Regions from separate parts of the Homo sapiens genome. Here all the other regions are linked to region 1. A link is a contact called in ENCODE Hi-C or POLR2A ChIA-PET data. All regions are on one chromosome and are shown on one strand. The core of a region is the stretch at or near the end of the contact, and the rest is flanking DNA. Distances in the headings are between cores, read along the strand shown. Region 1 holds the start of LINC00173 (long intergenic non-protein coding RNA 173). Region 2 overlaps MED13L (mediator complex subunit 13L). Region 3 overlaps MED13L (mediator complex subunit 13L). Region 4 holds the start of FBXW8 (F-box and WD repeat domain containing 8).

Region 1 (5,313 bases), core at 2,395-4,894:
CAGTGAAAAAAAGAAAAGGAAAATTCATAAGGTCATAGGATCCACACTTGGATCTCATTCATTGCTTATGCATTAATTCACCAAATATTTATTGAAGTGGGCCAGGGCCTGAGATTCTCCCCGAGGCTTACATGTGGTTAACATCTTAGAACTGGGGCTGGGTGCGGTGGCTCAGGCCTGTAATCCCAGTGCTTTGGGAGGTTGAGGCAGGAGGACTGCTTGAGGTTAGGAGTACCAGACCAGTCTGGGCAACATAGTGAGACTCCATCTCTACAAAAAAATTAAAATAAAAATAAATTAACCAAGCATGGTCGTGTGTTCCTGTAGTCCCAGCTACTTGGGAGGCTGAGGGGGGAAGATGTTATGAGCCCCGGAGGTCAAGGCTGCAGTAGCTATGATTGTGTCACTGCACTCCCCAAAGTCTCTACCAGGGACTGTGCTAAGTGCTGGGGACACAGTGGGTGGCAAAAGCAGAATGGTCCCTTCCTAGGGGAAGGCTGTAGTCAGGTCAAGAAGATGGACATTAATCAGTAATTGCAAAAGGAAATGTAAAATTACAACCAAATTCGGAGCTGTGAAAGGAAGGCTGGGGGACAGATCATTGTCAGAGGAGGATCTGAGGTAGCCTTGGGGTACAAGTGGACAGAACCCAGTGGGAGGATGGGAAGGAGGAAGGCACTGCGTAAGCCAAGGTCCATGGTAGGACGGAGGGGCAATTTGGGGATATGAAAGTCCAGAGTAGCAAGAAGGAAGGGGAGAGAAGTATAAGATGGATCTAGTCTATGGCCATATGGACCCTGAACTCACCCCATCTCATCTAAAAGATGGAGCTAGGCACACCCACTGGGATGGCAAACATTATTATTGTTACTATTATTTTGAGACAGAGTGTTGCTCTGTTGCCCAGGCTGGAGTGCAGTGGCACAATCTCGGCTCACTGCAATCTCCATCTCCCAGGGTCAAGCAAATTCTCCTGCCTCAGCCTCCCAAGTAGCTGGGACTACAGGCACACGCTACCACGCCCAGCTAATTTTTGTATTTTTAGTAAAGACGGGGCTTCACCATATTGGTCAAGCTGGTCTCGAACTCCTGACCTCAGGCAATCCACCCCGCTTGGCCTCCCAGAGTGCTGGGATTACAGGCGTGAGCCACTGTGCCCGGCGCAAACTTTTTTTTTTAACAGAAAATAACAAGTGTTGGTTGGCAAGGATGTAAAAAATTGGAGCCCTGGTGCACTGCTGGTGAAAATGTAAAATGGGCAGTCACTGAGGAAAATAGTGTGGCGGTTCTTTGACAAGCTAAACACAGAGTTACTGCAGAACCTAGCAGTTCCATTCCTAAGTATGTACCCCAAACAATTGAAAACAAAGGTTCAGGCCAGGCGCGGTGGCTCACACCTGTAATCCCAGCACTTTGGGAGGCCAAGGCAGGGGAATCAGGAGTTGAGGTCCTGACTGAGGTCAGGAGTTCGAGACCAGCCTGGCCAACGTGACAAAACCCCTTCTCTACCGAAAATACAAAAATTAGCCAGGCGTGATGGCGCACTCCTGTAATCCCAGCTACTCGGGGGGCTGAGGCAGGAGAATCGCTTGAACCCGGGAGGCAGAGGTTGCAGTGAGCCGAGATTGCGCCACTGAATTCCAGCCTGGGGAACAGAGGGAGACTCTGTCTCCAAAACATAAATAGATAGATAGATAAATAAACAAATAAATAAATGCAAATATTCAAATGAAAACTTACCCACAATTGTTCATAGAGCACTATTCACAATAGCCAAAAGGTGGAAACAACCCAAATGACCCCTAGCCAGTGAATGGATCAACAAAATGTGGTCCATCCAGGCAATGGAACAGCACTGAGCCATAAGAAGAAAGGAAGCACTGGCATGCGCTACAGCATGGATGAGCCTTGAACACATGATGCTGAGTGGGAGAAGCAGACACAAAGATTATATATCGTAGGATTCCACTTACATGAAATATCCAGAACAGGCAATCCATAGAGACAGAGAGCAGATTGGCAGCTGCCAGGGGCCAACGGGAGGGAAGAATGGGAAGTGACTGCTAATGGGTACCGAGATTCTGTTTGGGGTGATGGAAAACTTCTGGACCTGGCCAGGCATGGTGGCTCACCCCTGTAATCCCAGCAGTCTGGGAGGCCAAGGTGGGTGGATCACCTGAGGTCAGGAGTTCAAGACCAGCTTGGCCAACATGGTGAAACCCTGTCTCTACTAAAAATACAAAAATTAGCCAGGCGTGGTGGCAGGCACCTGTAATCCCAGCTACTCGGGAGGCTGAGGCAGGAGAATCACTTGAACCTGGGAGACAGAGGTTACAGTGAGCCAAGATCATGCCACTGCACTCCATCCTGGATGACAGAATGAGACTCTGCCTCCAAAAAACAAAACAAAACAAACAAATAAAAAAAAAAAAAAGATGGTGGCAGCTCACACCTGTAATCCCAGCAACTGGGGAAGCTAAGGCAAGAGGTGTGGCAGCTCACACCTGTAATCCCCAGCAACTGGGGAAGCTTGAGGCCAGGAGTTCAAGACTAGTCTGGGCAACATGATGAGATTTGATCTCTACAGAAATAAAAATAAAAATTAGCTGGGCATGGGGGCAAGCACCTGTGGTCCCAGCTACTCAAGAAGCTGAGGCAGGAGGATTGCTTGTGTCCAGGAATTCAAGGCTGCAGTGAGCTACGATCACACTGCTGCACTCCAGCCTGGGCAACAGAGGGAGACCATGTCTTTAAAAAAAAAAAAAAAAAAAAAAAAAAGATGGCGCTAGAGAGACAGTTGATACAGGGTATGGATGGTGACCATCATTGATCATCATGGCTGCTGGTGGGTAGTGGATGGGAGTGAGAACAGCATTAAGAGGAAGGCCAGTGATGAGGCGGGGACAGTGGTCCAGGAGGAAGATGCAGGTGGCCTGGACCAGGGGGCACACAGTGAGCCACGTGTGTCAGGCAAAACCAAGAGGGCTTAGTGAGGATCTGGATGCACAATCATTCAATATAGACTCAACTCTGCCCCTCCTATTCAGCACCTGTATGCACTTATGGATGGGAGGAGAGTGTTGGAGGGAGAAAGTATATGTTCTCATAGGGATGCTGAAGAACAGGTCAGAAGACCCCTGGCTTCAAATTTTGACTTTTTCATTGCCAGATCCCGAGAGAGTAACTTCGTTTCTTTGTGCCTGTGTTCCTTCCCCTGTAAAATCAAGGCCCCAACATGCACTTCATAGGTCGTTGTGAGACGGGGACAACAGCACCTGCCCTGGCTACCTCCTAGGGCTCTTGGGAGACCCAAATGAGTTGTTAATCCTTCAAGGACAACACAGATCACGTTGCTGGGCTGATGTCATTGCTTTTGGAAAGCAGGTCCCTTGAACAGATTCTCCCAAAGCAGTGACTTTAGGAACATCTCGAAGGCGACAGATTCCAGTTGTTAAGGCTACGATGAAATAGCAGAAGACTCTGGGAAGCAGCGTGCAACGAGTGGCAAAGGAGCCCCTAACGCTCTTTCTTCTGTGCTCGCCCCGCCCCCTCCGGCGTGGGCCCCGCCCCGACTAAGCCCCAGCCAGGCCCCGCCCCCGATGTTAGCGCAAGCCACGCCTCCTCAGCTCCCAGCCTTCTGGGTCCGAGGCTCCCACCTGCTCTAAGCGCTTGGTACCAGGGAGGGAATGGGAGGACGCTTGCGGGATAGGGAGGCGGGGGCTGGAAATTGGCAGGGTGAGAGCTGGGGAAACTAGTCTGGGACGCAGCCCTCCTTGTCCCCCTTCTTCATTCACCCCCTTGTTGAGGCCCTTGGCTTTTGCATAATGTAAGTACTTATTTAATGCGTGTGCTGGCTCGAGAGCTCTGCATTTGTCTTTCTGTCCTTCATATGCCAGTGTACCTCCGCCTTCTGTCTGTCTAGGTGGGAGCTCCTGGAGAGGAGGGTGCTTCCCAGCAGTTGCTGTTCGACCCCCAGCCCCGGGCCAAGGGCACAGAGAGAGAGACAGAGAGGCTGGGGCTGCAGTGGGGGTGGGGAGGTGGGAGCTGGGGCGGGGCGGAGGGAGCGAGGGGGAGGAATGAGAGCACCATATGACAGGCTTGTGGAACCACATCTGATGCCAACTTGGATGCTGTCCTTTTTCTCCAATAAAAGGAACTTTTCACTTGTTTTTCAGACACCCTTTAAAAAAATGTATTTAAAGAGGCTGGTTCCTATCCATCCGACTGGAGGCATCTCAGTGCAAGAGCAAAGCTAAGTCCTGCACACGCTCCTCCCCTCCTCCTCCTCCTTCTCCCCCCAGGTTTTCCCGAATGTATCTACTCCGGTTACAACTAGACGCGGCCCCTCCCCCACCTGCCTCCCCCCTTCCTTCCCTCGATCGTGGAGGGAGCGTTCTCTGTGCCTTCCCAAGTCCCCGTGGGGGACCTTCTATGTTGGAGTGGGGGGAGGGGGGGAGGGTCATATAACGAAGGCCAGAAAGAACAAATTAGATAATCAAAAGAATTATAGTAATTGCTTTCACTTTCCCCCGCCCGCTCAGCGGATTCCCTCCCCCGCCCCTCCCCTGGTTTTTCTGTCTGTCGGGAATACTCGGTCTTTCCGACCCCCTCCCCTCCCCCAGGTTCCTCCTCTCCTCTCCCCTTGCTCGCGCGTTCCCTCTCTTCCTCCGTTTTCTGGTGTGCTGGAACGTTCAGCGGAATATGATGAATGATCACCTGTCACAGCTTGTTTATTATAATGCAGGCAATCAATTACACATCCCCAATGCTGGCCGGCCCGCAGGAAATTTATATGCTCAGCACAAACCAATGTGAAAATGGAATCTCATTTGCCAAATGTCTTTCTCCCCGTACAGCACGATGATTACAGTCTGTGTTTGTTTCAACAGTCGTGTACAACTGACAGTGCCATCATTTACTGCCTGGCTCAGGTCACGTTACTCTAAGGCTTTATTTATGGTGTTACGAAGGGCAGCACAGGAAAAGGACAAGGGTGTCTGTCAGGGATGGCACTGTGTTAAAAAGTGGGCGTGCAAGGGCCGCATTCCCGGGCAGCCGCTGCAACCTCAGCCCCTGGGCCCTTACCTCCGCAGCCTCTCCCAGCATCCAGCTACCCAGACTCCAAGGCCCCAGGCGAGAGCCAGCTCTCGGTACCTGGAGCTCCACAGGTCCCAGAATCGGGGTGGATCAGAGTTCAAATTCTGGTTCTGCTACTGTCTAATTGCGTGCTGCAGGGACTCAATCTCTTCATCTGGGAAATGGGAGTAATAACCCTTGGCAGGAATGTTGCGATCCTCTGGGATGTCAGAGGTG
Region 2 (5,707 bases), core at 1,607-4,106, 340 kb before region 1:
CCCAGCACTTTGGAAGGCTGAGGCGGGCAGATCACCAGGTCAGGAAATCAAGACCATCCTGGCTAACACGGTGAAACCGCGTCTCTATTAAAAATACAAAAACTTACGCATGGTGGCACGTGCCTGTAGTCCCAGCTACTCAGGGGGCTGACAGAGGAAAATCGCCTGAACTGGGGAGGCGGAGGTTCGCAGTGAGCCGAGATCATGCCACTGCACTCCAGCCTGGGCAACAGAGCAAGACGCCTTCTCAAAAAGAAACAACAACAACAAAAAAAACAAAAATTAGGCAGGCATGGTAGCTCACTCCTGTAGTCACAGCTGCTTGGGAGGCTGAAGTGGGAGGATGGCTTGAGCCCAGGAGTTTGCAACTGCAGTGAGCTACGATCATGCCACTGCACTACAGCTTGGACAACAAAGCAAAATCCTGTCTTTAATAATTTTAAGTTTTTAACCTGAAGCTTATTTATTTTAGAAATAATCAAAAATATTTTTCAATGTAATAGAAGTACTATATTGTCCATGCTTTGTCTTAGGAACAAAACATCTAAACTTTAAACTCAAGCACAAATATCAACTGAGAATAGGTCTACATATTAACTTACTGTTTTAGAAGTACTTGAAATGTGAGTCATCTAATTATTTTTCGGTATTTCCAAAAAAATTCTCAAGTAGTTTATCTAAATGCATTGTCAAATCTGGTCAAGATGAAGATTTAGTGTAAAGTAGAAATCTCTCAGAAAAAAAAAACTCCTAATAATCACTAATACCTCGCTATTTTTGTTTAAAAAAAAAGGTAAGAATTTCTAATTACTAATAATCAGAGTCCCCAAAATCAAAGGAAAAAGCACAAAGAAATGAAAACCACATATCTGCTTCTCTAGAGAAAGGAAATCATCATGGGAATAGTAGGAGTCACAATCAAGAATCACATCCAGTCCAAAGAATGTAACTCACAAGTAAACCGATCACTGTACATCAGTCTCCTAAGAAATACCTTTATGAATGAACTCAATGAGAAGCTAGTCAAAGATTAAAGCTGATCAAAGTAGTTAGCAAAAAGACATTAACAAAGTTCAATTTCACTATTAAAAAGCTCCAATTAACTTTCCAGCCTTTCAGCAATTTACAAAACTTTACCAGAACCTAAATAAGTTTACTCAATCAGAATATTTCCTATCTCCAATTTTTAAAGATGTAGATGTAAATGACAAAAGAAGAGAAGATGACGGAAGGGTATTTAAAAAAACAAAAAACAAAAAAATAACCCTGTCTATACCCACACCCCTACTTCTTTTTTTCTTTTGAGACAGAGTTTCGCTCTTTTTGTCCAACCTGGAGTGCAATGGTGCAACCTCGGCTCGTCGCAACCTCCACCTCCTGGGTTTAAGCGATTCTCCTGCCTCAGCCTCCTGAGTAGCTGGGATTACAGACTTGCACCACCACGCCCAGCTAATTTTGTATTTTTAGTAGAGACAGGGTTTCTCCATGTTGGTCAGGCTGGTCTCAAACTCCCGACCTCAGGTGAGCCACCCACCTCCGCCTCCCAAAGTGCTGGGATTACAGGCATGAGCCACCACTCCCAGCCACCCCTACTTCTTTTTAAGTACAGGGTATTTCCTAATCATAGTAAAAATCATTCAGGACTACTTCATCTACAAATCCTCAATCCATCTGATCAAATTCACCTTAACCACATTCAAAAGCATCACGAAAATATTAAGCCCACAATGCTAAATAAACTTTGGCTGAACTGCATAAAGAGAAATATTTATATGTTCTAGAGAATATGAAAAGATTCACAAGATTGTTTAAAAAATCAAAAGCTTGTTAAAAATAAAATATGACTGAAATATAATAAGCTAGAAATAATTTTTTTAATTTACTGGAACTTCCAATCAAGATGGCATCATAAATTGCTTTGAAAACCCACCCTGTTTCAAATACAAAGCAACAACAGGCAAAATCCTGGAGAAGACATTTTAAAGACCTACCTAACTAAAAAAGACCAGCATCACCATGAAACAGAAATATGTAACAGAGAGTGGGCAGAAGGTATAGGGCTGCTAGGCTCTGGTTTCAGAAGGAACCAGTGAAGGCCTAGGTTTCAGATCCTATAGAAACAGGAATAAAAGTGGCCCACCTAAGATAAGGGACTGAGGCCGAAATTGGGCTGAAAACAAACTGCTACTAACAGCTGCCTGGGGGTAAGTAAGCTGTGTGGACTTTCAGGAAGTATGTCTTCTCAGAAACTGAGTGCCTAGGAAAGTGAGAATACTAGGGCTTCAGCCACACTATCCCACTGCCTGGCCAACTGGAACAAAGATGCAGGTGTATCTACCATCAGTGGGAGACAAGTGCCCTCTGCTGCCAATCTAAGACCTTGGTGGGGGTGGGGGCAACAGGGAGAAGCAGTTAAGAATACGTGCAAAACCACTAGAAGGGACTGTGGGGAGTGGGGGGACTTCCCAGTCAAAGCTGTACCATGACATAAAGAAAACGAATAAAAACACAGCAACTGAAATACAAAATCCCTTCAAACAAAATAGAAACAGAAAAGCCTGAAAATAGTATGCTTAAAATTTTTTTCTTTTTTTGAGATAGAGTCTGGCTCTGTCACCCAGGCTAGGGTAGCACAATCTCGGCTCACTGCAACCTCCGCCTCCCAGGTTCAAAGCGATTCTCCTGCCTCAGCTTCCCAAGTAGCTGAGATTACAGGTGTGCGCTACCACACCAGCTAATTTTTGTATTTTCAGTAGAGACAGGATTTTGCCATGTTGGCCAGGCTGGTCTTGAACTCCTGACCTCAAGCGATCCACCCACCTCAGCCTCCCAAAGTGCTGGGATTACAGGCGTGAGCCACTCTTTTACTCTTTATAAAAGAGTAAAATTTCTTTTATAAAGGGAAAAAAAATCACAACAAGCAGAAGTGAAACAAGGCTAGGTGGAAATGAAAAAGAATTTAAAAGCTAAAGAATGAATATTTTAACTCAAAGTAAGTTTTAAATAATTTTAAAATAAGCAATGGAAATGAAAAACTGAGTAAGAGATAAAATGTAAACAGTAAAAATTGAAAAGGAGTTAATAAACTAGAGAATAATAATGAAGAATTTAACTAGAAAGTTGCAGAGGCAAAGAAGTTTTAAAGATATATTATGGAGGCCAGAAAACAAGGTTCAATGATATATTTAACAGCAGTTTCAGAACAAGCAAAGAGGCAATGAGAAAAGAAAAAATTACACTGAATCATATATTATCCAGATCAACAACATAACAAAGAAAATTATAACCTAATGGATAATCTAACTTTCAAGTAGCAAGAAAAAAAATTACTGGTTGAACTCATCTAGCTTAATTTTTAAATTATATTTTTTACTGTTGACCTCACTTTAGAGGGCCAAATTGTGTACAGAATACATGCTACCCAAGAACACCACAGAGGTCCTCTGGGTGTTTCCACAGAGCAAAATTGAAAACAGGGCCAATAAGTAAGGTGCAATTAACAAAAAAAAAAAAAGTCTGACTGGCCCAGTCTTCGGCTTCGGCTGCAACTTAATAGTCCTTTAAATTCAGTTTCTAACACCCAGAGAAATGACACATGAGATAAGAGTGCTTTCTTTCCAAAACGGTGGCAATAAAACTTGTGATTGGGGTAGAAGAGTACTAGAATAGTAGATTACAGAATTGAGTAACAGGATTTCTTGTTAACTAAAACCAAATATACAATCAAAAAGCAAACCTACTGCCATCAACACAATTTATTCAATCAGAAGTATCTTTTAACCTTTCTCTCCAAATTTAAAATAAATAGAAAAGTAATAATGCTGATAATTTAGGCTGCATTTATATTATAAAATTTTAACTCTCTTTTTGGTGGTCCAGCTGTGTCTACATAGCTTAAGAATCTGATGGTTTTATCTAAACTAGTTAAGACATACAGCTGGTTAAAGTTTTGTGTATTTTAGGGGCACTATCAGATTAATAAAAGTGCATTAATTTTAGCATTAGACAGACATGTCTTCAAAATTTGAAGGCATTTATATCTAGTTATATACTTAGTAATTCTTTTTGATGGGAATACATATCAATGGGAATCTTTCAAAGATATATAGTAGTTTGAACAGTAACCATATTAAGTCTGAAAACACAAACAATAAGACAGAACATCAGTTCAGTGTCTCTCTCTCAAGACAAAGCATACTCTTTGCTGGTGATAAACAGCACACTCACTTTACTTTAGTCTAAGCCTCCACCCACATAATCCTTAAAATTATATTAAGCTCCGGTGGATGAAAATACAGCAGCAGTCCTGCAGCCTAACTGCAAAGATGAAACCGTGTACTCGGCTGAAGGGCTGGTCTCCCTAACTAGCACGGTTCAGTCAGCATCTATCTGACAGCACAAGATACACAGCACACGCTTTCTTTAGTTATCTGTACATGTCAGTAGGACTCTGGCCCACTGCCATAAGGAACTCTATCTCTGTTCTCTGCTTTATCTCGTTGTCCATTCTTCAGTCATTTAGCACAACCACTACTTTATTTTCATCAGTAAGATGTTCTTCTGGGACACAAATGGGAGCTCCAACTGCTTCAAAAGCAGTTACTTGGCCAGGCGTGGTGGCTCACCCCTGTAATCCCAGCATTTTGGGAGGCCGAGGCGGGCGGATCACCTGAGGTCAGGAGTTCAAGACCAGCCTGACCAACATGGAGAAACTCCATCTCTACTAAAAATACAAAATTAGCCGGACATGGTGGCGCATGCCTATAATTTCAGCTACTCGGGAGGCTGAGGCAGGAGAATCATTGAACCCAGGATTCGGAGGTTGTGGTGAGCAGAGATTGTGCCATTGCACTCCAGCCTGGGCAATAAGAGTGAAACTCCGTCTCAAAAAAAGAAAAAAAGGAAAAAAAAAAAGCAGTTACTCACCAGCTGCTAGCTAAAAATCATGAAAATTAGAAAGCAACTCTTTATGATTTTTTAATCAAAGTAGTGTAACATTTTAAATTGGCATTTATCACCCAGCAATCCATTTCTTTTGTAGAAAGCCAAAAGAATTTTAACATGTTCATATAAAAGCAAGAATTTCCATTGAAAAGAAATTTTTACAGAGAACACTTATTTAGCAAACACCTATGAATGCACAAAGTCATTAACAATAATACCATCAATAGTGCTTATGTATGGCAGATAACCAAAACATGATGTTATTTGTTACTTTCCTTCCACACACCAAGAACCCAATAATTTTTACTGCATATATTACATATTTTAAGTACCAGAGAACTACAATGTAAAAAAAAATTCTTTTTAAAATATTTCATCTTTTCCTCCTGCTTAGGTCTCAACTGTACCATCCATCTTATATCACAAGCTGTCCTCACCCTACCTTTTTCTCCCCTGCTGACACAAAATTCTATTTCAAGCAACCCAAGGGTATTCAACATATCCCACACACATATCACATACTTTAAAAAAAATTTTTTTTCATGCCTTTCTTGTGTTTCCTGCTTAGAGTACCTTTTCCTTCCTTCTTTCCTGGTGAAATCTAACTCTTCTGTAAAGGCAGTAGTGCCGCCTACATTTGCAATACTTTCATCAATCCCAAACTGAATAAATTGCTGTCTCTTCTCTGACCCCCTACAGAAGTTTAGATGTGCCTCTTCACTGAGACTTCTCTGACAACTCCACTCATGGGGTCAAAGGAGCA
Region 3 (6,114 bases), core at 774-3,273, 410 kb before region 1:
TATGATACATATTTCCTTTTAATGTATCATATTGCAGCAACAGCTGAAATGAACGTCTAGACATCAAAAACACTTCTTACTCCCACCTACTGCTTTTTTACCTCAGGCATCAAAACTAATGAAACCTATTATCCAGAACATTGAGTTCAGCAACGGCATTGGCCACTGCAAATATTGGAGGTGGGGGAAGGGCACTTTCAGGGATGGCACTTCTTATTCAGCCGTTAAAATTGTTGAAAATCAAATTTCACTCGAAACTCCAGAAACACAAGTAAAGGAAGGCACAGGAAACAAGTACATTGTTTCCCAGTTAGATTTCAGTAACTAACGGCTAAAGATAGCATAGCTCTGAATCCAAGGTTTATCATTTGCCCACTGCCTTTGTTTTCAATTTCTACCTCAAACATATAAAACGCATCGTAGTGTTTAAAAAAAAAAATCTTCTGAATTATTAAATCTACTTCCAAAAACTACACTAATCAGATATTACAACAAGGAAACATGTATCCACTTAATCTAACTGCAGCAAATGAAGGATACCAAGATAAATAAACGATTTTGAAGTATCTGCTTTCTTAAAAACTGACTTACCAAAGAAACTCAGTAACAAAGGAGCACAATGCTACATTAATTATGAAATATAGCACTTCACACATAAAAAAATCCAATGACTTACAACACTACACCACCACTGACTGATCAATTTATGCTGCCATCAGTTGCCTGGTAGAATCTATATTTGAAGTCATTAATAACTAAATGGACTTATTACTTATATCAACTTCAACCTATTTAGAGCTCTGATTTCTTGAATTGCTCATGAGTGTAAAATATTCAGTATCACTTAACAAATCTATGTTGGAAATGGATTGTAACCTTCCCGATGTCAATTCATCAAACAAATAAGAATCATGGATAGAAGATACATACTAAAACGTTCCATTTATTTCAAACTATTTGCAACCTTAAGTGATTACAAATATTGATAATATTTGGCAGACAGAAGCACAATTGCGATTCAAAATTTTAACAGTGTACTATCTTCCTAAGGAATCAGCATGGGTTCTCTGCCAGTTGCAGGATAACCAGAATTTTAATGACAGTTTCTACACAGCATTGTAGCAGTTGAGACACGACCCAAGTTAGCATTTCAATGGATCACAAGACTCCCTGTAAAGCCAGCAAACTTTAAATTGAAGGAAACCATAAAACTAAATTTCGAGATAAACTGTACAAGGCCTTCAAAAGACAACTGCTACAGAAAACAGGCTGCAATGTTACTTTAATAGCTGCACACTGAAAAAGAAATCTTGCACAATGGCTGTTATTGACTTCTCAAAACCAAATTTGTCCCCATTTGCTACTTCTTCCAAATATTTTTTAAAATGATTACCATTTTTAACCTTTAAAATGATTAACATGCTCTTAATATGCTCTAGAATGCATAAACAAGGGTCCAGAAGGATTAAAATTAACAGTTATCTCTGCTAGAATAATGATTGTTTTCTCCTTTACCTCTTTGAGTATTTTCCAGATTTCATGACAGGCATTACTTTTATAAGCTTACATCATATTTGAAATAAATTTTTAAAATAAGGATCCTATATTAAACAAGGCTGTATGTTCAGAAATTACAAGGAAAACCAATATTTTTAAAACAGGAATCATCACAAGATAAATTTTGAGACGGAAAAGCAGACATGTGATTCAGTTAGAACATATACATTTAAATTCATCATTGCTACAAATAAACATTTTATAAACTTCCTCTAGGACAATGATTTTAATAAAGATGAGTCAACTACTGATTTCAACATTAGCACAATTGAGAAGTAAAAATTTAAAATATTTCCTTCCACTCTTCAGACACAAACTAATTTGAATAAAAAACACACGCACATGCACACACACGTGCACACAGAAGCTTGCTACTAAAATTCTGACAGGGCAAGTCCCCAAATTGCCTTTTACACTAAAGCTCAAACAGTTGTCTGTCACTGCTATTACTATGAGTAATCCTTGCAGCTGTAACTGTTTGAAATGCAGCTGTCTCGTTGGCATTCTCTCCCCACCCCCAGCCATGCAGCATTTCTGTTCTTGCTACAATAATCTTAAAGAGCATTTTACAGGAGGCTTAGCCCTGGCTGAGGGCACTCTACGGCGTGACCGAGAGAACATGGAAACACGATTCATTAGACACGCCTGGAGTGATAACAATGGTGCTGCTTCTTACTGCCTTTCATTTCGTACATCAGGCTGAGACTAATGCATTCTCGTTACACAACAAGCACATTTATAGACAGGGGAAAACTGTAATCACCTTTGATTAAGAGACAGCATATTTTTCCTATATGAGCTGCCAGCCATACTGACATAGTAATTATTTTTTAACTGACAGGTTAAAATAGCAAATGTAGCAAAAATAACATCTGCAGAGAGAGAGAGAAAGACGAGAGAGAGAGAGAGAGAGAGAGAGAGACAGAGACAGAGAGAGACAGAGAGAGACAGAGAGAGACAGAGACTGACTGACTACTGTGAAGACTTGGTGCACAAAGGTTTCTTTAGACCAAACTCAGTGCCATCTCCTTGAGACCTGATGGGTACCTTGGCTTTTATTTCAGCTTGACAGTCTATGGCAAATATTGCAGAAAGACTCTTACAGAAATTCATTCTATAAATCCAATTTTTTGGAGGCAGAAATTACAAAATTATTTTTGTCACTGAAACAGTAATGACTATTGGTCTACCTTCTTTCCACTTCTTTCACTATAGGACTAGAAAATTCAACAGTAGTATCCTTTTTTCCATTATCTTACAACAAAATAATTTGTTCTCTTCACTTTGTTATCTACTTTTACTAGATAATAATTTGTTTTCCTTAATATAAAATGCTACTCCAAGACAGAAAAAAAACTGCTTTCTACTATACCACAGTTTATAAAATGTAACTTTGGTTAAAAACAAGAATGTAGAATAATTAGATCAGTCTATCATTTCACTTAACGCCCATCAATCCCTGCACCTGGTGAAGGTTTTAACTGTAAATATAAAGGCCCTAATTTAAATTAGAAAAAAGTCATAAGCCACATTATACTGACAACATATAAAGTCAGTTTTCTTAAGGAATTTTAAAAAGTGAACCACCTTTCCATACACACAAATGCAATCTTCTGTTGGTTTACACATGTGTGTTGCTGGGTTGTAGTTTATAGAGAATTTGGTAGTTGACAGGAAAAAAATATTTGTCATAAATTGAAAGATCATAGTTAAACCAAAATATTGGAAAATACTTTTTCAAAGTTAGCAGTCTGTACAATTAAGCAATTAAAAAGTCTCTTTTTTAAGCTTTCTACAACACTATTGATTTTTACACTAAGAATGTGCTACAAAATAAAACAATTTGCACATGTGAAAATTTGTTAAGACAGAAAAGAAAACTAACCAATAATAAAAAAAAGTTAAGTCTGGTTCACAAAACTTTGAAACCTGTAATAGCTTTTCAAAAAATAATTATGTAGCCAGGCAATGTGGCAGGAGCCCATAATCCCAGCTATTCAGGCTGCTGAGGTGGGAGGACACATGAGCCCGGAAATTCAAGGCCAGCCTGGGCACTACAGTGTGATCCCATCTCAATCAATCAATCAATCAATGCAAACGGTTATGTACATACAACAAACAAATTTTTGTAAAACAGCAAAATGCTTTAATAATTTTAAATAGTAGGATTTTAGAGTTTTCTGACCTGTGCTACCACAGCAGGTTAGAAACTAGAAAATGTGTAGCCTAACTCTGATATGTCTATAAATGGACCACTGAACACTAATGTGCACTTAAACACAGTGTATTTTGAAGAGAAGTTTTTATGTGTCCCACACAATTTTAGAATTACACAAGCTTAAAATTTTCATCATCTGAAATCAAACAATGAGTCTTATTACAGAAGATAACATCTATACAATTTCTACTGTCGGTGCCCAATCCATGTCTCTCTTATTTTGGTTTTCTGTACTGTGTGAAGTCATGACTCCCCCAAAACTAATCAAATTACTTCTGCATACTTTCCCTGTTTGTCTTCTTTTTGGAAAAGACAAAGTTAATCATCAGTATAAAACATGTCACCACACATTAAAAATTTTTATTTTAAAAACATTTCAGTTTAAATGTATTCTTAGTAATCAGAACATTTTACTTTCATAAACAACTATGGTTTACATATGAATTTCTGTTACAATTATCTGGCTCTTAATAGAATCACAAATTATTATTCTCAACTTTTAAAAGACAGAATGTACAATTCTCCCCTTGTGTCTTCAAAATTAATTTGTTTATGAATGCAAAAACAACCTATTGGAAAGCAATAAAAGTTTCTCAAAACTTTTAAGTTAAAATATATCCAGGAAAAGTTGTCATTATCCAAAACTTAAGCCAAGAAGTTTCCAACTCATAAGCAAAAAATTTATAAATGACCTAAACACACCAACACTGCCAATATTTTTACTTCATGTTGGTGTTTCAACTCTACAAGATTCCTTTGCATTAACAAGTCAATATGAAAACTGCAAGTCCTTTAGGAAATAAAGGTCAGTTATTTACAGTCGCAGTGGTGTGAATGAGTTCAATCCTATGTTCTTTCGAAATCTGGCTAGAATGGCATTTTGGTTGCAAAGTTAAGTAACACCGTTGTTTTGGATAGGGCACAGTCTGGAGTAGGGCAGGCCTGGGCGGCTCCCATAACACAAGGTGCAGTGGTTTCTTCCTGTGGTCCTTGGAGTACTAGAGTCCTGTGCAAGAGCCCCAGTGAGTCCCTCTGGCCCTTTCCATCTCCAGTCTCAACCAGGACAGCTGCAGTTTTATCCAGTTGTAGTTTTAGCCATTATAACTTAGGAAGTTCTACAGAGAGCTCACTTGAAAAGGTATTACAAATAAATACAAAGAGTTTGCAAAGAGGATAGAATTTGCAAATTACCAGAAAAGTTGAAAGAATAAATCAAACCAAAAACCCAAAAAGCCTGAGCCACTGGGCAATGCTAACACTTCACTGGCTCTGTTGCTTCTTTTATAGTTATCTTTACTTTCTTTGAGATTCTTTCCCACTCATATTGCATAATTCTAACAAACTGCACTAGAATGTGGGAAAGCCTTCCAAGACAGATTCTGAGGATTTTAAATGTTTATAAAGTGAAGTCCTAACCAATCTACCCCTTCTAGTTACAAAACCCAGGACCCAAACCAACACTGGTCAAGCATTACAGACTAAATCAGTTTGATAGGCAGGCCTTAGAATCTACCCACCATTCAGAATAGATTTTTCATAGGTTAAAAAATATATATATTTTCCAAATAATTAACTTACAAATTATCTTTTGAAACATAGGCTATCAATAGTTTGTCAACTGGTGCTTGAGTATATTAATTCTTCTTTCCATAGTTTAAATACCAGCTATTAAAAAGCATAACAATAAAAGTTACTTTATCACTTTAAAAGACAGAGTTTTGATAGTGATGGAGCTCTCAGAAAGATTTTTGGTTGCCTGTAGTATTTCTTGGGAGCTATATTAGATCTGTTATATAATAATTCATTTCTTTTGTATGAAATTTTGTTTGTTATAACTCATAATTTAAAAACATTTTTTCAATTCCGATTCAAAAACGAAAAATACATATGAGATAATAGGTTAAAAGTTCAACTGTATATACATCATGATCTCAACTTTTCAGATGTGTGCTTAAATATCTGTAATGGAATAAACAAAAATTATAATTACTATAAATCTTTACCCAAACTTTTTATACTAAATTTTAAATATAAGTACCCCTATGTAGTCCGTTAAACAGTTACTACTCTAACTAAAATATAGATATATTCAAAGGCAATATTACCCACTCAGAATAACTCAGCAGTTCAGATGATAAAGAAAATAACCTAAAGAAACAGTAAACATAAAACAGCTGTTTGGACAGAAGATATACTAACACTTTGTAAAGTACAGAAATTGTCATCCCGTTTCTTTTACAATCCAGCTTCATCAAGAAGCAAAGCTTTTTAAACTAGTCTCCCTGCTTTCACTCAAAGCACCTGAAGTCCATTATTCATGAGAGCCAAAGTAATCTTTT
Region 4 (5,678 bases), core at 2,394-4,893, 380 kb after region 1:
GCAATCTCTATCTGCCAAGACTGTATTAATGTGGATCATAGACATCATTTATTAAAAGCCTACATTATGTTTTATGGATGCTAAGAGTTTTATAGGCATTTTATCAGTCTTACAGTTATTCTGAAAGAAAGATATTTCTATCTTTACTTTTCATTTGAGGAAATGGAGGTCCAGGAATTTACTACTGGAAAGATATAAAATCAACATAAATATAGTCAGTGAATGGTAGGCAATACTAAAAAAAAAGACAATATTTTCCTTCTTCTTAGCATGCTTCTCTCTCTCTCTCTTTTTCATTTTCTCTGGGTGACTAATGGTCCCATTAGCCTGCCTGCACTGTCCCTGTAAAAGTTCTTTTAAAGGGGCAACAGGAAACATTGATCTTGACCAGCTTGGGTGGTCTTGACCAGCTTGGGTGTTTAAAATTGATCTTGACCAGCTTGGGTGTTTAAAATTTTCCAGTTTGAGCCTGGAAAATTGGGTGTTTAAAATTTTCCAGTTTGAGCCTGGGCTTGGGGCCTAATGCTTGTAATCCCCCGAGGTGGGAGGATCGCTTGAGGCCAGGAGTTCAAGACCAACCATTTGACCAACTTCATCTCTACTAAAAACTTAAACATTAGTCTGAGATAGTGGCATGCTCCTGTAGTTCCAGCTACTTGGGAGGCTGAGGCAGGAGGATCACTTGAGCCCAGGAGTTCGAGGCTGCAGTGAGCTACGATCATGCCACTGCATTCCAGCCTGAGTGACAGAGTGAGACCCCATTTTTTTTAATTCCAGTTTGCTTTCTGTTTTAAGTGTTAGATGGTCCATAAAATCTAGAGATACCAGAAAAGTGATATTTGGCTTTTGACTTGCAAGTAGATAATCAAAGTAAGTATGACCTTTGGATTTCACATGGAAGGCACATGGGATGAATGGGATGCTAGCGGAATGGGGAAAAATTAGCTCGTTTTTATTTTTATTACAATAATATTTATTGGCAGCAGCCACTGATGAGCAGCAGCCATGTTTCTGTGGTCTCCCATGTCTGTGGGTCTCAGTGAGGGCCACAAGGTGAGGACCAAGAATGTGAGCAAGCATGGCCACTGCTGCCACCGCAGGCACCCCACCAAGCACAGAAAGTTCGTGTGGGACATGATGTGAGAGGTGTGTGGCTTTGTTCTATATAAGTGATGCACCTTGGAATTGTTCAAGGTCTCCAAGAAAAAGTGGACCCTCAAGTTCATCAAGAAGAGAGCGGGGACACACATCTGCACCATAAGAAGTGAGAGGAGCTGGGCAATATCTTGACCTCCAGGAAGCGAATGGCTGCCAAGAAGAACTGAGACTTCTTCCCCTTCTGTGTATAATAAAACCTTTACGGAAAAAAAAGAGAATGCTTACTTGTATTGGATGCTTATGTTCCATCTTGCATCACTTCACTCATCTTTTACCTTAGTCACTGCTGTAGCAACTGGCTTTGTGCACGTGTAACCTGACAGTCGTTCCTGTTAGCTGCACAGTGTACCTCCTGCTTTTTGCCCCAGAGCATCTCTGCTGCCTTGGTACGGAACATCCATGATAATCCGTTTACTTATACCCAATCTAGAAGTGGGAGGTTGTTAAAGCTCCTTGGCTTAGCCTTTCTCTAGTAGGGGATGAGAGTCACTGGACAAATGCTTTCCTCTTCTGGCTCTTATCTCTTGGGAGGACAATTCTGAGCTGTGTTCTAAGGCTCCTTAGAAGGTGCTAATGGAATGAGCCTAAATTGCCACAGTAGGACCAACTCAGAGATGCTCTTTCTTTTTTTTGTTTTTTTGAGACAGAGTCTCGCACTGTCGCCCAAGCTGGAGTGTAGTGGTGTGAATATACGCCCAACCATATACTCTAATTTTCTACAGTGAAGGTTGTCCAAGCCTGGTTTCCCACAGTAAGCAAGCCTGAGCCCTGGGTTTGTAGGCAGCTAGTTTATTTACAGAAGTGATTCTAGAGAAGAGGCCTGAGAGACTAAGAAGAGTTAGACAAGGAATAAGGGACAGTTAATTGCAAGAGCATCTTTGAGCCTGGAGTGGTGGCTCACACCTGTAACCCCAGCACTTTGGGAGGCTGAGGTGGGTGGATCACTTGAGGTCAGGAGTTCAAGACTAGTCTGGCCAACATGGTGAAACCCTATCTCTACTAAAAATACAAAAACTTAGCCAGGTGTGGTGGCGGGCACCTGTAGTCCTAGCTACTCAGGAGGCTGAGGCAGGAGAATGGCGTGAACCCGGGAGGCGGAGCTTCCAGCGAGCCGAGATCGCGCCACTGCACTCCAGCCTGGGCAACAGAGCGAGACTCCGTCTCAAAAACAAAACAAACCAAACAAACAAACAAACAAAAAACCATTTATTGAGCATGTATTAATCACCAGTCTCAAAGCTAAGAGTTGCCAATCTAGAAGGGAAGGGATATATATATATACATAAAAATAAAATTACAAATTGTGTTATGTATTATGATGAGAAGTACAGGATGCTGTGAGAATGAGTAACAGGGATACCTGATGTTTCTTGAGTGGAGGTTGGAAGATTAAGTGAAATGTGAGTTGAGATATGAAAGATGTGTAGGAGTTAACCAAGTCAAGGTGGGGGGAAAAGTTCCCTGCTGAGGGAATATCAGGTGCAAAGAAAACATTTTTAAGTGGAACGCCATCGTATGTCATTTTCTTTCCCATCTTAAAGCCCTTGGATTTCCTTCTGGAAATCTCTCTCCTAAGATCTGACCTTCCCTTGGCTGGTTTCTCTTTCAGATTTTTAAAAAAAAATTTTTATTTCCACAGGTTATTGGGAACAGGTGGTATTTGGTTACATGAGTAAGTTCTTTAGTGGTGATTTGTGAGATTTTGGTGCACGCATCACCCGAGCAGTATACACTGAACCCAAGTTATAGTCTTTTATCCCTCCCCACCTTCCCACCCTCCCCTCGTCCCCCTCCCCTGTTCCAAAGTCCCATAAGTCATTCTTATGCTTTTGCATCCTCGTAGCTTAGCTCCCACTTATATGTGAGAACATACGATGTTTGGTTTTCCATTCCTGAGTTACTTCACTTAGAATAATAGTCTCCAATCCCATCCAGGTTGCTACGAATGCCATGAATTCATTCCTTTTTTATGGCTGAGTAGTATTCCACCATATGTATATATCAGTTTCTTTATCCACCTGTTGATTCTCTTTTAGATTTTAATTTAAATAACATCTTAAACAGACTTTCACTATCAATCCTTACTCCCCTTACCTTACCTTATTTTGTTTTCTTCCTAATACCTATCACTGATTTAAATGTTCATATTTCTTTGTTTAAAGTCTCCCTACTTAAACGCATGCTCCAAGACGTCAGAGTTTTTGTTTTGTTTTACAGATTTAAATGCTGAATTCTTGGTGCCTGGCATATAGTAGTTGCTGAATGAATGTTTGTTGAATGAAGGAACAATGCTTGGCGCAAAGTCAGAGCTTAGCAAAAGTGATAGGCAGCAGAGCTGACGGGCTGAGGGGCAGCTGCGTAAACCTCTGCTTTGGGCGCCACAAGCCACAAGCCGGACCACCACGTGCGTACAGGGGCAGCGCCGGGGGCGTGGCGGGGGCGTGGACGCCCACCCGGAACCCTAGAGCGGCGGCGGCAGCGGCTTCCGGCCGCGGCGGACACTTCCCTGGGCGGGACTGTCTCGTGGCACCCGGTGGAACCGAGGAGAACGTGGAGCGCCGGGAGCGGCGAATATGGACGACTACAGCCTGGATGAGTTCCGTCGGCGCTGGCAGGAGGAGCTGGCGCAGGCCCAGGCGCCGAAGAAGCGGCGACGGCCCGAGGCTGCCGAGAGGCGGGCTCGGCGGCCGGAGGTGGGCTCCGGGCGCGGCGAACAGGCCTCGGGGGACCCGGCGCTGGCCCAGCGTCTCCTGGAGGGCGCGGGGAGGCCCCCGGCGGCGCGGGCGACTCGGGCCGAGGGGCAGGACGTAGCGAGCCGCTCACGTTCTCCTCTGGCCCGCGAGGGCGCCGGGGGCGGGGAGCAGCTGGTGGACCAGCTCATCCGCGACCTGGTGAGTGGCCGTCGCCTCCCCCCCGCCCATGCCTGCGCCGGCCCCCGCCCCCAGGACAAACCCCTGCAGTGATTTGGAGAGTAACTGTGTGCCACTAGTTGCCCGAGAAAATGAGTAGACGCACAAACACCAATGTTTGTGCTTGCATAGGGGTCTTTCTGGAAGCAGCACTTCCCAACCAGGGCGATTTTGTTCCCCCAGATGTGGCAGTGTCTGCAGACATTTTTGGGTGCCTCATCGGGGTGTGTATGTGTGCATGTTACTGGGCATCTAGTGGGTAGAGGCCAGAGATGCTCCTGAACATCCTACAGTGTACAGGACACCACGCACAAAAAAATTATCCAGGACAAAATATCAGTAAGTGTGGGGTTGAGAAATCCTGCTCTTGAAGGCTACCTAAACTTTGAACAAAGGTTGCCTTTGAAAAGGAGGACCCAGATGATGGATAGGAAGTAATTTTACCTTTGTATACTGTTTGCACTATTTAATTTTTGTAACCGTGCACGTATTCAAAAAAATTATCTCAGAAAAAAAGGAAGAAGAGGAGGAAGAATCTCCTGGGCACTTTCATTAGGATAGAGTTTCTTATCTTTTTGTGGGGCGTGGATACCTTGGAGAATCTGGAGGAAGCTGGGGACCCTGTGTCCGTTAAAAATAATCCCCTTCAGAAAGTTGGGAAAATCAAGAACACCTGAAATGCATCCGTGGCTCCCAGGTTAAGAGGACAAGGCTCCAGGTTCTAATGGTTTGATTTAAATTAGGCCCAAAGGAAGTCCCTACAGCTTTACAATTGGGAACCCACTTTTTTTTTTCCTGTTTTTTTTTTTTTTTCTTTCTTTCTTTCTTTTCTGAGACAGGGTCTTGCTCTGTTGCCCAGGCTAGAGTGTACTGTTGCTCTCCCGGCCCACTGCAGCCTCAAACTGCCTGGCTCAAGCCATCCTCTTCCCTCAGCATCCCGCGTAGCTGGGACTACACGCATGCGCCACCACACTCAGCTAATTTTTTAAATTTTTTGGTAGAGACAAGGTCTCCCTGTATTGCCCAGTCTGGTCTCAAACTCCTGGGCCCAAGTGATCCTCCCAATTGAGAATCATTCTTTTTTTTTTTTTTTTTTTTTGAGACGGAGTCTCGCTCGCTCTGTCGCCCAGGCTGGAGTTGCAGTGGCGCGATCTCGGCTCACTGCAAGTTCCGCCTCCTAGGTTCACGCCATTCTCCTGCCTCAGCCTCCCCAGTAGCTGGGACTAACAGGCGCCCACCACCACGCCCGGCTAATTTCTTTTTGTATTTTTAGTAGAGATGGGGTTTCACTGTGTTAGCCAGGATGGTCTCGATCTCCTGACCTCGTGATCCGCCCGCCTCGGCCTCCCTAAGTGCTGGGATTACAGGCGTGAGCCACCGCGCCCGGCCGAGAATAATTCTTTTAAGTGGCAAGCTGTTTCAAGAAATAATGGCCTATTATTTTATGTAATATGTAGTTTACTCAAATAGCATTAATAGCTACTATTTGAGTTTTTACCAAGTGTTTAGTCCTGTGCTCTGCCCTAATTCGAATATAACAATCCTGTGAGGTAGATTTTAACTCTCCTTTTACAAATGAAGAAACTCAGAGATTCTCTGTAACTTGCCCAG

The links. A loop is a pair of places that touch in the nucleus more often than their neighbours do. ChIA-PET counts read pairs that join two places held with the same protein, here RNA polymerase II (POLR2A). Pooled maps may share reads with other maps.
Region 2: a map with no recorded cell type shows a loop between it and region 1 (8-fold over the local background). The contact joins the enhancer-like site here to the promoter of LINC00173 in region 1. A Hi-C loop is called at or near these places in 18 of 37 single-sample maps with no recorded cell type and 5 of 50 pooled maps. POLR2A ChIA-PET finds 5 or more read pairs at or near these places in 1 of 52 experiments (PC-3).
Region 3: a loop to region 1 is called in a pooled map, with 2.1 times the contacts of the local background. The contact joins the enhancer-like site here to the promoter of LINC00173 in region 1. A Hi-C loop is called at or near these places in 5 of 50 pooled maps. POLR2A ChIA-PET finds 5 or more read pairs at or near these places in 4 of 52 experiments (HEK293, Panc1, WTC11 and 1 more).
Region 4: a loop to region 1 is called in a map of CD8-positive, alpha-beta T cell, with 4 times the contacts of the local background. The contact joins the promoter of FBXW8 here to the promoter of LINC00173 in region 1. A Hi-C loop is called at or near these places in 1 of 168 maps with a recorded cell type or tissue (CD8-positive, alpha-beta T cell), 12 of 37 single-sample maps with no recorded cell type and 7 of 50 pooled maps. POLR2A ChIA-PET finds 5 or more read pairs at or near these places in 1 of 52 experiments (WTC11).

What each region holds. Positions count from the first base shown.
Region 1 is chr12:116,529,791-116,535,103 of GRCh38, forward strand. LINC00173 (long intergenic non-protein coding RNA 173) reads left to right here and starts at 3,645. Exons shown (of 3, transcript NR_027346.1): 1 at 3,645-3,826. RefSeq lists silencers at 3,456-3,657, 3,562-3,611 and an enhancer at 5,020-5,313.
Region 2 is chr12:116,192,880-116,198,586 of GRCh38, forward strand. All of the region lies in intron 2 of MED13L (mediator complex subunit 13L), which reads right to left. Among named protein-coding and RNA genes, the nearest start is that of MIR620, 47 kb to the left of the region's middle. RefSeq lists an enhancer at 4,305-4,599 and a silencer at 4,305-4,599. Within about 2 kb of position 2,857, at least 3 of the 41 ENCODE cell types and tissues checked have a DNase peak (open chromatin) inside an H3K27ac peak, as active enhancers do.
Region 3 is chr12:116,121,673-116,127,786 of GRCh38, forward strand. All of the region lies in intron 2 of MED13L (mediator complex subunit 13L), which reads right to left. Among named protein-coding and RNA genes, the nearest start is that of MIR620, 24 kb to the right of the region's middle. Within about 2 kb of position 2,024, at least 11 of the 41 ENCODE cell types and tissues checked have a DNase peak (open chromatin) inside an H3K27ac peak, as active enhancers do; they include Panc1, where a contact is called at or near this core.
Region 4 is chr12:116,907,307-116,912,984 of GRCh38, forward strand. FBXW8 (F-box and WD repeat domain containing 8) reads left to right here and starts at 3,644. Exons shown (of 11, transcript NM_153348.3): 1 at 3,644-4,049. The coding sequence starts at 3,732. It also overlaps the pseudogene RPL36P15. RefSeq lists silencers at 3,472-3,691, 3,852-4,111.